Linked DNA regions of Homo sapiens: region 2 is linked to region 1. A link is a loop called in an ENCODE intact Hi-C map of the cell type or tissue named here. Cell type or tissue: sigmoid colon. All regions are shown on one strand.

Evidence for each region. Peaks named below come from ENCODE experiments on the same cell type or tissue, not always from the same donor. Only the 100,000 strongest peaks of a DNase experiment are listed, where the experiment ranks them.
Region 2: a loop joins it to region 1, with 1.9 times the contacts of the local background. A loop is called at or near these places in 2 of 110 quality-filtered maps.

What each region holds. Positions count from the first base shown.
Region 1 is chr12:104,786,209-104,794,208 of GRCh38, reverse strand. No RefSeq gene overlaps it. Among named protein-coding and RNA genes, the nearest start is that of SLC41A2, 170 kb to the left of the region's middle. In sigmoid colon, a CTCF peak has its summit at 3,513; DNase peaks (open chromatin) are centred at 1,448 and 3,468.
Region 2 is chr12:104,715,309-104,723,308 of GRCh38, reverse strand. All of the region lies in intron 2 of CHST11 (carbohydrate sulfotransferase 11), which reads right to left. Among named protein-coding and RNA genes, the nearest start is that of MIR3922, 130 kb to the right of the region's middle. RefSeq lists enhancers at 1-210, 2,152-2,201, 2,175-2,803, 2,862-2,951. In sigmoid colon, no CTCF peak of the experiment used is centred here; DNase peaks (open chromatin) are centred at 2,810 and 4,528; H3K4me3 peaks cover 796 bases; H3K27ac peaks cover 1,916 bases.

The DNA of each region.
Region 1 (8,000 bases):
AGGCATAAACTTCAAAAAAATTGGTACTATATATTATAGTCAGCAAATTTATATTTTAAAGCTCATTTGATGAGTTAGGAAAATATTTATAAAATAATGTGTGAAAAATACTGAGTACAAAACTTTATCTGGAATGACACTAATTTTTTAAGACACCAAAATATTTTAAATGTTTTGCTCTGGATGATGTGATTATGGATTTTTTTTCTTTTTAAAACTCTTTTGTGCTGAACAAATTTTCAAAAATGAACCTGTTACTTTTATATTTATTTTTTGAATTACTTAATAATTATTACTTTTCTAGACAATAGATCCCCAGCTCAAATAGTAGTTAACTATTGTTTTGGGTCTTAAAAAATAAAAAAAGATTGATTTTTGTCCTGTTTAGTAATGAGTACCTAATGTTTTAAAAAAATGAACATCCTTTTTATTCTTACAGATGAGAGAAAACATTCTGTAGAAATGGAACGTTTTAGTACTTAAAGACACTGGGGTATTATTAGTAGGAAGAAATAGTGAATAAATATGGGCCTAGAAGAATAACATTTTTCTCCCTATCATCTGTTCTTTAGGCAAGTGATAATGTTATGCTAACATAGGCTTCTGACTTCTGGTAATTCCCACAGACAGCCTTCTCTGGTCCTTCTCCCAGATCACACACCAAATTCCGCGGGTTTGGCACAAAACCATTCATGTCTGGCTTACTACAAATCCATGCTGTCCAGCTCCACGAACTTGCCCAGAGGGCAGTTTCAGAGCTTCTCTCTTCCCACTCTTTCTCCTCCACTGCCCTCAGCAGGTGGTTCTGACTCCAGGGAGAAGGCTGAGGCCTCTGGATAAGCTTCCTCAGTAACTCCTTGTCCCTGCCTTGACATGCCCATATTGTTTCAAGCTCACCCTTCAACCCATCCATTTCTACCACATTTCCTCTCTTTAGCACCAGTGGCCCACTTCTCTGCTCCATCATATGCACAAGACTTCCTTGGAAGGGAAAGCCTCCATCTGACCTTACCAACACCATTCTACTCTTCTCCTCTTTAATTGTCAACTCTTGCACAAGAAGAGACTCCTGCCTCTTCTTCCTGGCCATTGCCTCTCTGCTTAGCACCCGACAGCCATGGCACAACTTAACTGCAAGGGAAGCTCAGAAATGTGGTCTTCCTGTGTGCCCAGGAAGAGGAAGAAGAAATGAAATTGAGTTTAACACATAGCATTTGTCTCCACTGCAGGACTTAAGACATTTTATTCGGATATTCAAGGAAGACATCACCCAGGAGGCTGAAGGGCTTGAGGCTATTTGAGAAACAGAAGAAAGAGAAACCCATGCAGCTAACAGACTCAGTCACTAAGTCACAATTCCAACTCCTCCTGGCAGAAAATCTAATGACTCATCTTTGGCTCTGGCTTCTGATCTGCTGTGGCCAAGTTAAGGAGCAGATATCACATGGTGATTGGACTGCCTCTTCCAGTGCCGTGAGTCCTCTCACAGAGAGGAGTAAGCGGAGAAAGAATGATTGGCACCTCTAGAGTACGCACCAAGCCAATCTGCAGATCACAGGGAAGGTGACCTGAAGGTTATTTTATGAACTGCTCAAGATAGAACAGAAACAACTTTGCCTTACACTTTACACATTACTTATCCAGGCACTTTCGGGAAAGTAAAAGTTGCAAAGTAAAGTTATATAACATAGAGTAAAATCCTAAAAGGTAGTCTACACACACACACACCACACACACACACACACAGAGAATGAATGCATGGAAAATATGTGGAAAGTGTTTCCTCAATGAATGACTTTTAAACTAATACCTCTCTTCTAGATTAAGACATGAAATACTCTTAGGTTGAATCCCTTTTCACCCTCAGATCAAAATGTCAGTGTCAATAGGCCAAAACCAGAGACTAGACTCAGCTCTAGACGTTTTGTGGGAATAAGAAGTAATGGATTCACCTGAATCTTGGTGAAGTCACCTGTATTCCATGAGTAACTCTGGGCCCAGGGTTGGGCAGATAGTAAAGTCCCATTTTAGGTTCAGCCTGCTTCAGGGCAGTGGTAAAACTAAAGTCTTTAAAAGCTGATTTCCAAAAGATCTTTTGCCTAAAGGCAGTAGTCAGGTAGTTTTGGGACGTAGTCTCTTTTGCCTTGACTTTCTATTTCTCTTAGTGAATTAACAGTTGATGTTTATATCATTCATTGGCATATTACTGTCATCCATGTAATTGTATGTGTCTGTGTCATGAAATTTGGACTTTATGCACACAATGATGTGCATCATATAAATCACCAGGAAGGTAAGTTAAGCTAAGTACTGCCTGGGATTTGTTACACAGTTCCTTTTGAAAGGACACCATCTGAATATGAGATTCTGTTGCTGCAGCTATAAATTAATATGTATGATGCAGGCATTGCAAAGTGTTTTTTAAGAAATTATTACTTGTGTTTTCATTGTTTGCCTTAATAGATTCTGCTTATAGCATTTCAGAAGTTGAATGTAACAGAAACATGAAATGCCTGTTTATAGAGTGGATAGGTCGTGATAGATGCTAATTGGATTTGGCATACTCTTGTGATTTCATATGGCTTAATATTAAAGAGACAGGTTTTATAGGGCGCCAATGCAAGTTGATCTAGGCCATGAGTGAAGTTAACAAGCGTTAATTAAGTGCCACGTGTGAAACCACTTCTGTTCTTAACACCGAGAGGACTCCAAAAGGATAAAATACGGTACTCCCAATGTTCATGGTAAATGATATGTGAGAGGGCCAAAGATTTATATATGAGAAAATTTATATCAGTTGTTGATAAGAGTGAAAATCATAAACAAACTAAATGTCCGGCAACAGAGAAATGGTTAAAAAACTATGGTACATAAAATTTGCAAAATAGGTATCATCATGCACAATCATCTTTTCCAAAAACATTTAATGACATGGGGGAAATTTTCCCAATATAATGGAAGTGAAAGAAGGCATGGCATATGCAGAGAAAGAGAGAATGCATAGAATATATGTGGAAAGTGTTTGCTCAAACAATGAGTGATTTTTAAACTAATACATCTCTTCCAGATTGTTTAGGAAATGAAATACTCTTAGATTGAATCCCCTTTTCACCCTCAGATCAAAAGGGCAGTGTCTATAGGCCAAAACCAGAGACCAGATACAGCTCCAGACCTTTGGTGAGAATGAAAAGTAATGGATTCACTTGAGTTTGCTGTGGACTGTCCTCCACCATCTCCCACCCAGGTATTTGAGAGAAGCAAAGAAAGTCACATAGGTTTATCAGTTTTCCTAAGTCAAAACAGAGAAACTGTGATACAACTCAGGGAGGAATAAGTGAATCCTCACAAAGCTCAGGTATATACTTTCAGACCCTATTTTGGAGAAAACAGCATCAGAGCTCACCCTTATCCAGACCCTTTCCAGCTCAACTCCCCGCCGCAAGCTAGAGGCCTCCTTCACTGAGACCGCGCTCGCTGCTGCCCCTGATGGCGTCAACAGAAACTGCGAGGCCAGTGGCCACGGAGAATCCACAGGTCGTGGAATTGAGGAGCACGTCGTCGTGAGCTATTTCTGCAGGAGCGAGTGGTAGTGTGCCCAAGGGAAAGGAAGAGGTTGGGGACACTAAGGGGAGAAGGCAGAAGTGGGAATAAGTAGGGTATAAGCGAGGGCTGCCTAGCACAGCGCTGAGGGCTTAGCCAGTGTTTCACACTCGCACATTAGAGTCACCTGAATCCCTAAAAGAAACATAGATGGCTCCACCCCACTTCAGATTAATTGAGTCAGCTGTGGGGCCTGGGCACCTCAGGGCCATAGTACAGAAGGAGAGAGCAGTGCGGTACAAGTTCAGTAAGTCAGGGACACGGCTGATCAGCTCCTGCCACCTCCCCGATTCAGCTTCCTGACAGCCCCTGGGGGATTGATTAAAGGACTTTCCATCCTCTTTGGGGGCGCCGTGTATGCCTGCTTCAGCAAAAGGGCCGGTGGGGAGGCTGGCCTCCCGTCCTACATTCACTGAACGACAGCAGCCCCTCACCTGAACACGGAGGGACATCCCTCTTCCCCTAAGGTGGCTTGAGACATGCTCTGGGGACAGAAATAAGAAGGGACTCCCAAAGGGCCCACACTGACTTTGAAGTGGAAGACTCGGGATGGGGCTCAGAAGAATGAAATATGCATTAAAAAAAAAAAAAAAAAAAAAAAAAATATATATATATATATATATATATACAATAAAATATATCTTGTATACATTTTATTGTCTGTATATCGTGATGTTTTGACTTCTTAAAAACCCATAAGAATGATACAATGGACTGTGGGGACTCCGGGGGAAAGGGTGGGAAGGGTGAGGGATAAAAGGCTACAAATTGGGTATAATGTATACTGCTTGAGTGATGAGTGCACCAAAATCTCACAAATCATCACTTAAGAACTTACTCAACTGGGCGAGGTGGCTCACGCTTGTAATCCCAGCACTTTGGGGGACCGAGGCGGATGGATCACCTGAGGTCAGGAGTTCGAGACCAGCCTGGCCAACATGGGGAAACCCCGTCTCTAATAAAAATACAAAAATAAGCCGGGCGTGGTGACGTGTGCCTGTAATCCCAGCTGCTTGGGAGACTGAGGCAGGAGAATCGCTCAAACCCAGAAGGCGGAGGTTGCAGTGAGCCGAGATCGCGCCACTGCACTCCAGCCTGGGCGACAGAGTGAGACTCTGTCTCAAAAAAAAAAAAAAAAAAAAAAAAACAACAACAACAACAAAACAAGTAACCAAATACCACCGGTTCCCCAAAAACCTATGGAATTTTTTTTTTAAAAAAGAAAAGAGGAAGGAACGCTGTCCAATTGCTTTATTTGGCAAAAATAAATAAATAAATAAAATAAACAAGTTCTTGTCCTATTAAAAAAAAACAACAGAGGAGATTCAAACAAAAAATCCTTCTGGGCTGGAGACAGGCTACTCTCTGGGGCTAGCCAATTCTTAGGGAAAGCAAAGGACTCAGCTGGGAGCATGTCTTTGATATGCCAACTAGCCACTCCAGAGCCACACCTCCTTCATCTGGCCTATACTTCCCAGGAGACAGTATTCCTTGGCTTTAGTCACCCCAGGGCCAGGTACTGGGCAACCAGGGACCACTCCTATAGTTTAGAGCCCACCAAAATTATTCAAACTAGCCAGTTCTAAACAGTTCAGCCTGCCCTTCCCAGGAAACCCCTGTAACCTCTGGCCTAGACTTTCCCCTTGCCCCTGCTTTCTGCCCCTTGATCATCCCATGTGGCTTCCCCATGTGACCCTGCAGGAGTGCCACACTTCCTGTTTCCAGAATCTGTGAATACAATAAACTGTTTTTTTCCTGAGCCTCTCCTGTGTCCTCTTGTGGCCACATCTGACTGACCATCACATAAAAGAACACAGAACAAAATATACATGTAATATGTAACTGCGTTTTTAAGAGATTGGAAGGAAATGTTCATTATCTTACAGTGAGATTTTAGATTATTTTCTCTTTATGCTTCTCTTTCTCAAATTGTCTGCAATGAACATGTATTATTTTTGTATTATTATTATTATTTTGAGATGGATTCCTGCTCTGTCCCCCAGGCTGGAGTTCAATGGCGTTATCTCGGCTCACTGTAACCTCTGTCTCCTGGGTTCAAGCGATTCTCCAGCCTCAGCCTCCTGAGTAGCTGGAATTACAGGCATGCACCACCACACCCAGGTAATTTTTGTATTTTTTTAATGGAGACATGGTTTCACCTTGTTGGCCAGGCTGGTCTTGAATTCCTGACCTCAGGTGATCCACCTGCCTTGGTCTCCCAAAGTGTTAGGATTACAGGCATGAACCACTGTGCTCAGCCTATTTTTGTATTTTTTAAAAAGCTGTGTGTCCTAGAAGAGAAAGAAACGTGCCAAAAGTGTGTTCTAAATGAGATTTTCAAATGAAGTTGGCTGTAGCGTTTACGACAGGGGATGTCAGGTTTACTTGTGGCACCCTCATTGCCCAGGCTACTGTCTATCACTATCATTAGTGATAAAACCATGTTGATTGATATCATCACAGGATAGTGATTTAAGGATTTAATGCATCCTTTTAAGGCGATTTTGGTGAGCAAGTGATCCTCTATATGACACCGCCAGAAGCATACAGGACGAGAGTTCTTCATTGCATTTCCCAGGCTTCCAAAACGTCTGCAGACATATATTGGGCAAATTATATTCTAACTTGTTCTATCAACTGTTACCCAGCTTGATATCTCCCTAAGACCTAGTGTGCAACAAAATATAGTAAATACAACTTCAATTGTGATGTTATGTCTGGCTACTGATCAGATTATTGGACTATACTATTTTTGGACCCAAACAAATCAACCACAACCTTTGAAATGCACCATAAGAAGTAAGATAGTGCCCTTGAGAATATTAACAGTAGGTGCCCCTGAAAGTAAAGGGCCAAATATAGGGACATTTCAAGCCCAGTCGACCAGGTAGATGGGGGTGACTTGTTCAGCTGAGGAAGACCTTGGCTCCTGGAACTACTAAATTCCAATGATAAATATCTTTCTTTAAGGGCATTTGAAGGATACAAGCCTATGTATTTTTATTTAGTATATCTTTCTGCCAACTTTTTTAAAAAAAGTATTATTTTAGAGACAGGATCTCTCTCTGTTGCCCAGGCTGGTCTCCAACTCCTGGCCTCATGTGAGCCTCCTGCCTCAGCCTCCCAAAGCCCTGGAATTACAGGTGTGAGCCACTGTGTCTGGCCCCCTCTTTCAGTCAATTTTTTGTTGGGTAAACTGAATGCTTAATTCACTATACCCAACAAAATTTATGTTTATGTTTATACAATTATGTATTAATTTTGTGTTGCCTTGGCATCCATTTTAAATACATTAGACTTTCTCATACCAGAAGCAGGGCTCAGTCATTCCTGACACTATTTCCAGTCCAACTCCCTGCCGAGTTCCTCAATGTGCCCCATCCAGATATCTGCCTTATACAACTGCTCCCTAGTGACCACTTCCCCATGGGACAGCTAGATGCAGCCTGCTTGACTGGCCCCACTCACTCTTACACCCCACAGAGACTGTGCAGATCTGCCATAGTGACCATGTATCAGTTATTGTGTGACCTGGAACTTGTGCCTGCTTGGTTTAAACCCAATTAAAACTCCGTGCAGGAAACCTGTTTGGATAATGCCCAATACCCAATAAAGGCATTGGCCCATGGGTCTCTTTTTTCTCTCCCTGCCTGTGCTGTCTGACCTCCCTGTGTGGCCTCTAGGCATGCCATGTCCCGCCCAAGGACCTGTAAGTAATACAGTCTTTATTTCCATCTTGTAGTTCTCCTAATCATTGAAGGATGCTCTCATCTTAAAGATCCTAAATCAAAGAAATGGGGAAACACCAATAGGGTTAATTTTGAGTTTCAATTCAAGCATATTATGAAGTATTCCACATGAGGAAGAATTTTAGACTTCTTGGTCGTTTATCCAGAGGCTAAATTCAGATTAAGAAGCTTTATTAAGCCCCAATTATGAATGTGGCCAAAGGAAAAATGTGGTTAGTGGCCTCAGAGGAATCAGCACATTAACCATCTTGCAGAAATTTAAAACAATTCTGTCTGGGTTAATGGATACAATTAACACCAATAGACACCGTATGTAAGTAACTGAGGCTATTTAACGCAGTTATTGACTATACAAATCTCTGCACTGTGGATTAAGCAGTCTCACAATTCGTTAGAGAACGTAATTAGCAAGACTTTATTAAATGTCATTATTGGCTCCAGAGCAGATTTGTATGAGAAACACCTAGGTAGGTAGTTTTCTGAGAAGAATGCTTAAATGACCATCATTTCAATGCTTGGTTTTAAGTGGGTAAATATGTATCTTCAAATACAAATTGTTTACTAAATTCAACTTAAATTTCAGCGTATCCTTTCTCCCCACTTCTCTCCAATCTTCACTGGCCTTCATTTCTCCCACCACATTAAATGGAC
Region 2 (8,000 bases), 71 kb after region 1:
GGCAAGTCGGCAGCCTCTCTGTTTTCTCATCAGCGATTTTAAGACAGGAATGAGTTAAAACAAAGGGCTCACAGCTGTATTAGGGATATCGTGAGTATTAAATACAGTCCTTGAGGGGCCCAGCTGCCGTTGTTGTCATTGTTGTTAATACTGCTGACTGCTATCATGACTCCCAGGGGAGGTGATACTACGCTCACACCACAGATCAAAAAACTGAGCCACAGGGCCTCAGTCCTGAGGCAGGACTCAGCCAGGCATGTCAGGCTCCTGTCTGGGGTAAGTGGGTCTGACAGGGCACGCCAGCACCACCCCCCTGAGAACTGAGGGACAAAGGCCAAGAAAGTCATTAGCCTTCCCCTAGACACAGAGCAGCCTTCCCGTAGGACACGTGGGTTTGTCTGTGCAGGTTTGAAATCCTTAGGAAGTGACACTTATGAGCGTTCTGGAAAGGTGTGATCCCCATCTCAGCCTCACAAAGGTCTTGGCTCACTTTGATGATGTTTCACTGCCAGGGCCTTTGAGAAAGTCTCCCCTCACCTCCCCCCAGGTATCAGCAGGAAACAGAAAGATGACCTGCAGGGGGATGGGGCCTTGTTTTCTTTGGACACTCTTTCCAGCAACGACTCCAGACAGCAAGGCTGGAAGAGAGAACCAGATCACAGGAAGGAACAGGTGCCAGGCTACGTCCACCATAGCCCGTCCTCTTCCACAAGCAGAAACGATGACGTGTTAGAAATAAAACTCATCCTCACCATTTTTGAACGTCTGCAAAGGCACAATTCATCCACTTTACAGAGGCACTTACACTGTGTTTCAGAAAACCAATCTACCTCATCTAAGTACTGCAGTTCAGTCAATATACAAAATATACTAAAAACCACGGTTAGGGCAGTGCTGAGTTTGGGCATCACACTTAGTTTGTGCTTCCCAGTAGCCAAGGTATAAAGAGAAATATGATGGATTATGAAAACTTTTACCTCTGATGAAGTTAAAAACACACCAAATTGGCCAGGCACAGTGGCTCGCATCTGTAATTCCAGCACTTTGGGAGGCTAAGGCGGGCAGATGGCTTAGCCCAGGAATTCAAGACCAGCCCAGGCAACAATGGTAAAATCTCATACACACACACACACACACACACACACACACACACTTAGCTGAGTGTGGTAGTATGCGCCAGTAGTCCCAGCTACTCCAGGGACTGAGGGGAGCGGATGGTTTGAGCCTGGGAGGTCCAGGCTGCAGTGAGCTATGACTGCATCACTGCACGCCAGCTTGGGTGACAGAGCAAGACCCTGTCTCAAAAAAACCCCCCAAAACCAAACAGGCAAACAACAACAAACCCACAGAGAATTTAGAGGTGGGACGTGGATCTGAGTTTAAACTCCATCACTTGCAGACAGTGCAACCTCAGGCAATACCTTAACTTCTTATTTCCTTGTTTATTAGTCTCAGTAATATCTCAGAATATTGGGGGAATCGCCTGAGCCATGTATGTGGCAGTGCTTTGAAAATTATACAATATCTTCCAGAAATCTGACTTATCATGGAGTATTTATAGTGGTTCTTTCAGTGAAACGATCTATTTTTTTTTCTATGCTGGTTGTGTTCTCTTTGAGGTGGCTCTGAAAACGTTTGTTCACGTAACTCCTTATACCAGGGACGCTGTACAATAGGAAGGACAGTAGTCACACCCCATTTTGAGCACTCATTCTCTATCAGGCGCAGGGGTACACTTGCCTGAGTTTGAATGAGTTGAGCACACTGTCTAACCCATGGCACCTTCACAGACATTCCGGGATAGAAATACCATTAGCATTCCTATTTTGCAGAAGAGGAAGCTGAGGCACAGAGATACATGAACCGATCTGACTCTCTTTCCCATAAAGGTGGCACAGACGGTCAGAGACAGTGAGCCAGTGGGGCCCTGGACCCATGTGGGATTAAAGGCTCTATGCTGAAGGCACCATTCTGAGGTAGCTCTGGTGTGTGTGTGGCTGTGTGTGTCTGTATCTGTGTGGGAGAGAAAGAGAGACACAGAGATAAGCCCCACCAGAGACTTAAGGGCTCAGAGAGCACCAGGGACCCACAGCCCTACTCCTTAAATCTGTGATGCCTGATGAGATGGGGATGGGGATGGGGCCAGGCCCAAACCCAGCTTCTGGCTTTAGGGTTTGCTCTTGCATTAAATTCCCCTTGGTTTCAGCACCACAGGGTGGGTTTCAGTCTTTTGTAAGCAAACATTTCTCAGGGAAGTCATGAGTCTTCCTTTAGAAAAACCAAGGAAGCCAGCTTAGCCGAGGACCAGCCCCGGCCCTGGAGCAAACGCTGCGGGGCACATGAGATGGTTTCTCCGCCCTTCCTACATCCACGACCTCTCAACCTTGCTCCTCTGAGCCCCAGAATTCCAGGCTCACTAGGAGAGGTGAACGGCGTCTATAAGACGTGCTGTCATTTTAAAAGTCCCAAAGCAGCAGCGACTGGTCCACGGTAGACGACATTTCCTGTTTTTGTGAACTTGTTTTGTTTTTTTTTCAAATTAGATTTCTACTCACTGATCCTCTCCATTTTTTTTTTCCCCTTTTTAAAATCAAACAGCAGATCAAAAGAAAAGCAACAGAAAGCTCGTGGTGTTCCTCTGCCTCAAAGGCCAAACGTCTGTGGGTTTTTTGTCTTGGCTGCCGACCGCAGCACGTCACACTGTTTGAAATTTGCAGCTGCGATCATTTATCTTCAGGGGACAGGGGTGGTAGGTGGCCGTGGTCCTGGGGAGACCCCGGGAGACCCTCCCAGCGCATGACATGAGTGTAGCTGCCGTCCAGCCCTAGGTCCTGTCTTCCTGGATGAGGAAATACCGTGCGGGGTCTGGAAGGGGAGGCTGCACGCAGCCCTCAGGGAGAGACACAGCACCAAACGCCTTGGACGCCATGAGTCCCAGCCCTGCCTCTCACGATCGTGAGGCTGTGGGGAGCAACTCGGCCTTCCTCAATTCCAGTTTCTTCATCTGTAAAAAGGGAAAATCCTGGTACCCACTGCATAAGATTGAGGATAAAATTAGACTCTGCAGGTAAAATGCTTGGCACACAGTAGACTCTCAAGACATGGCAGCTGATGCCAGAGTCGGGGAGCTGTCCTGCCTGCAGGGCAGTGTTTCAGGAGGAAGCGTGCTTCTTGGGGCTCCGGATGCCGCCAGCAATGTTTACGAAACTAGACAAGTCCACTTATTCAATTTACAAAAAGCAACATGTTTACAAGCCCCTCCATAGCTTTGGATCTAAAGGCGGAAAAGTGCCTGGACACCAGCGTTAGTCTGGAGAGAGGGAATTCTTCTCAGGAGCCACGGAGCAGGGACCCATTCCTAAACCATTCCCGCTTTTCCTCCAGGAAATGGGTGCAAGACAAGGAAAGCCATGGCCTGGATTGTTACGTAGAAGCAGCTGGGACACAGTGTTCCCTGGGGCATCTGGGGACAGTGGTGCCTGTAACTGTCCCCTGGCCATGGGGTGCAGCCCCCGCCACCCCTCCCTGAGTGCCCAGGGCCAGTCCATCCTCCATGCCACAGCCAGGGCCGGCTGGCCATGCCCCAACTCCTCATTCTGAAGAACACTGAAAATAAAGAGGGGTCCCAGCTAAGAGGGGGTGTTTATAACTTGAAAAATGCTGATAACGCCAGCCAGTCATTTGCCCTGAAGTAGGTAATAGCTAGAGCAGCATTTCTTAGAATTAAAAAAAGACTATGAATAGATAGTTATGCTGTGTCTGCAGTCAGGGCCCTCCAATTAATGGCAGGAAGCCTATGTTTCTGTCGGACTGCAGCCTGAGCCCTGTGTGCGTGCACCTGTGCACGAGAGAGACAGAGTGAAGTGGGCAAGGGGAGCGTGGGTGGATGGTGTGTTGACTTCCAGAACTTCGGATCTCAGGTGGTCACCTAGAAATCCAATTGATGGGAAAGAACATGATTTCCTACTTGTAAGCCAACATGGCATTTCTTTATGCAAGCCCCTTATCTAGAAAGAGATGCTGGTGTCACTACAAAGGGACATGGGGACTCCAGAACTCAACCCTGGCCCACTGAGCATGTATTCAAGCTGGGGAGGCAAGAGCTGTCAGCCTAGAAGACAGTACGTTGCGGAGTGTCTGCTTCCGGGCGTCACCATTCTGGAACCATAGCCACCAAGGCAGAGTCCTGGGGGCCGCGCCTGCAGCCCAGCCCTCACCCAGCAAGAGAGGGAAGGATGAGGAGGCTGGGTTTACTGTGCCCCATTCTGTACCCTCAACCTAAGTGGCCGTTGATCCTCCAAAGGAGAAATGCATTGGGGTTCCATGCACCCTGGAAAGTCGGAGAACCTTCCCCGACAGAAGCTCCTTTCCTGCAATTTACTGTTCAAGCCTTCAGTAACTTCTGCCTTGCTCCTCAAGAACCTCCCTTGTCTTGTTTAATTTAGACCTGGGCAGTAATGAGGACTGTGTCGACTCCACTCTCGTCCACCGGAATGAAATTTTTCATTAAGGAGTTCCTGGGAGACTGGCCAAGTTTACTCTCGCAAGCATTGCATCTGCCTGCTTGCTGCAGTCTTCAGGCTGGCTGGCTAAATGACAGTCCTGGGTGGCAGGGAGGAGACGCCCCCAATTTCAGTTCTAAAGTAGGAGTGATTGCTTACCTCTATGGGGGGCCTGGGGAACTACAAACAATCGCCACTCCTCAAAGGGACTGCAGGTGGCAGGGAGTGTTTTGAAAATATTCATTTTCTAGAAATTCATTCTTCATTAGTAACACACGGAAGGCAGTGTGATGTGGAGAAAGAGCCCAGGCAGCTCACTGAACAGCTGAGTGACACTGGGCTGGCCACACAATCCTTGTCAGCCTCAGTCTCCGTATCTAAGCAGTAGGGATTCAAACGAAATTCCGTCCTCACCTGGTGGTTGTGCAGCTGCAATGGAACAATGTGCGTGAATGGTAGAGAAGTAGGAGGTCAAGCCAGGAAAGAGAGAAGATTCTGGAGTCCAACTCCCTGGGTTCAAATCCCACTTCTGCCACTGACAGACTGTGTGGCTTCAGGCAAGTCACAAAACCCCTCTGTACCACAGCTGTCTCATCTGTCAAATGGGGCTGACAACTGAAACTACTTCAAGGGACTGTCATGAGAATTTAGTGAGGGAATGGGCATCTCATGCTTGGCAAAGTACCTTTCGCATAGTAAGTGCTCAATAAAGATGGGCCCAGGAGTGGGGCCGCTGCTGAATGCAACCAACGCTGGCACGTGGGAGGGGCTCCATGAACAAGTCCTGATTCTGCATCTGGGCTACTGCCCTATTGTCTTTTACTTTTATTTATTAATTTAATTAATTAATTTATTTTGAGACAGAGTCTTGCTCTGTCGCCCAGGCTGGAGTGCAGTGGCACAATCTTGGCTCACTGCAACCTATGCCTCCTGGGTTCAAGCGATTCTCCTGCCTCAGCCTCCCAAGTAGCTGGGATTACAGGCGCCCACCACCTTGCCCAGCGAATTTGTTGCTGTTGTTGTTGTTGTTTGTTTTGAGGCAGAGTCTCACTCTGTCACCCAGGCTGGAGTGCAGTGGCGTGATATCGGCTCACTGCAACCTCCGCCTCCCAAGTTCAAGTGATTCTCCTGCCTCAGACTCGAGAGTAGCTGGGACTACAGGCGCCTACCACCACACCATCTAATTTTTGTATTTTTAGTAAAGACGGGGTTTCACTATATTTGCTAGGCTGGTCTCGAACTCCTGACCTCATGATCCCCCTGCCTCGGCCTCCCAAAGTGCTGGGATTACAGGTGTGAGCCACAGCGCCCAGCCTATTGGCCTTTATTGAGGCTTGTCTTGCTGGCACTTATGACCATCCCCGGAAAATGACTAAAAAAATCCCTGAAGCCTGGAGCCATGCAATTCAGAAAGAGATACCATGAAGACCTACTGAAGGAAGCGCTGGTCTAAGTCCTTTCCCTCTCAAAATGGTTTTGGGGCAGCTAAATGGAGAATTCCTTCATTCACTTTCCCATCTTCCTGACTAACTGAAAATCCCTGTGGTTGGAAGAATAACCTCCCGCTCTTCCTGCATCCAAGATGTCCACATCCTAACCTGCAGAAGCTGTGAATACGTTATGTTACATGGCAAGGGGGAATCAAGGTAGCAGATGGAATTAAGGCTACTAATCATCTGACCACAAAATAAAAAGATTAGCCTGGATTATGTGGGTGGGTCCTGTGTAATCTGTAATCACAAGGGTCCCTTAAACGTGGAAGAGGGAGGCAGGGGATTCAGTGATAAGATGCAAGAAGGACTTGACTGGCCATTGCCGGCTCTGAGGATGGAAGCATGTCATGAGCCAAGGAATGAAGGTGGCCCCCGAAGCAATAATCCCCTTGATTTGATTTTAGCCAGTGAGATCCACATCAGATTTCTGAGCCCCAGAACCATAAGATATAAATGTGTATTGTTTGAAACCATTAAGTTTGCAGTAATTTGTTACAGCAGCAATAGGAAACTAAGATAGTACCAGATGATTCCTTCGTCTTCGAATCTAAGGTAAATTCTGGGCCTGTGAAGCCCTCCGTGGATGAGCAGCATTCACAGACCCTGCCCCTGCCTCCCCCAGGCACGTTGGGAGCGATCACGTATGTGTTTGCTCATGCATCCTTCATGTATTCAGCAAATATTTCCTGAGAACTTTCCTTGGGACACAGCAATGAAGAAGACAGGCCATCCCCTGCCCTCATGGCACTCACAGCCAAAAGTGGACACTAATTTACGACAGGTATGGATGCGAGACGATCATAGAAACACTCTTCTGTACTTACTACGTGCATGGCAATGTGCCATATATTAATTCGTTTACTTCTCACAATACTCATGAGGAAAGGAACATTATCATCCCCATTTCACAGATGAGGAAACTGAGGCATAGAGTGTTTGCATGAGGTGCTCATGGTCACACAGCTGGGTGGGGGTAGACTCAGATTTGGAACCCAGGCAGTGCTTCCATCACTATACTATGCTGCATCTGAAATGACAAGGGATGGGGGCCATCCCAGAGAAGAAGGACGGTGTGACTCTGGCCTCTAAGGTTTCTCTCTACCCTAAAGGAAGGGAGTCCCCATTTAAAGCAGATGTCTGCGACATTGGCTCTGGGGCTGATATTCAAAGGGCTAAATATGACAGAGCCCTTGGCACCCCGTGTGCAGACACAGCACCACCAGATCCACCCAAGCTAGGGGCTTGAGCTATACCTTTCTCTGGGCTTGGCACAGACCCCAGGCCTGGGCTGGAGCTGAGCCAAGCCGAGCCTGCTGACAGTCAACAGGCCTTTACTGACTGTTCATTCTCTGCAGCACACGGCTGTCCATTAAACGCGGATCTAATACTGCTATAGGTCAGGTTAGCTCATCGAGAATGCACAGGGTGATGCTCTCTCAACGAGAGAAAGGCGCGACACACACGAGCTCATTTATTCCAACAACAGCCTGCAGCCCCAGAACCCTTTCATCCCTGAGCGATATCCCCCAGGGGTGGGGACAGCAAGGTGGCAAGGCTTCCTGTCAGGGGGAGGGGAGTCACAGGAGCCTAAGCCGGGAGGGGCTGGTGCATGTGGGGGCCCTCCTGGGAGTTAGGGCAGCAGCATCCTTTGGCAGCCAGGCAAACCCTGGCCTGGGTCCATTTCCTCTACCTGTACCTCTCTAGCTGGGTGACCTACAACATGCTCCTCTGGATGTCCAAACTTGCACATCTATAAAGTGAGGACTTATAATAGTACCTCCGTATCGCTGGGAGGATTGAGACAATATAAAGTGTTTAGCTTGGCAGCCGGCACTTAATAATCACATGATTATGTCATGCAGGGTCTTATTTAATCCCTTCCAGTGGCTCTGAGAGAAGTAACCGTTACTGTCTTCATTTTTATTTTTTATTGTGTTTTTGAGACAGAGTCTCACTCTGTCACCCAGGCTGGAGTGCCGTGGCATGATCTCGGCTCACTGCAGCC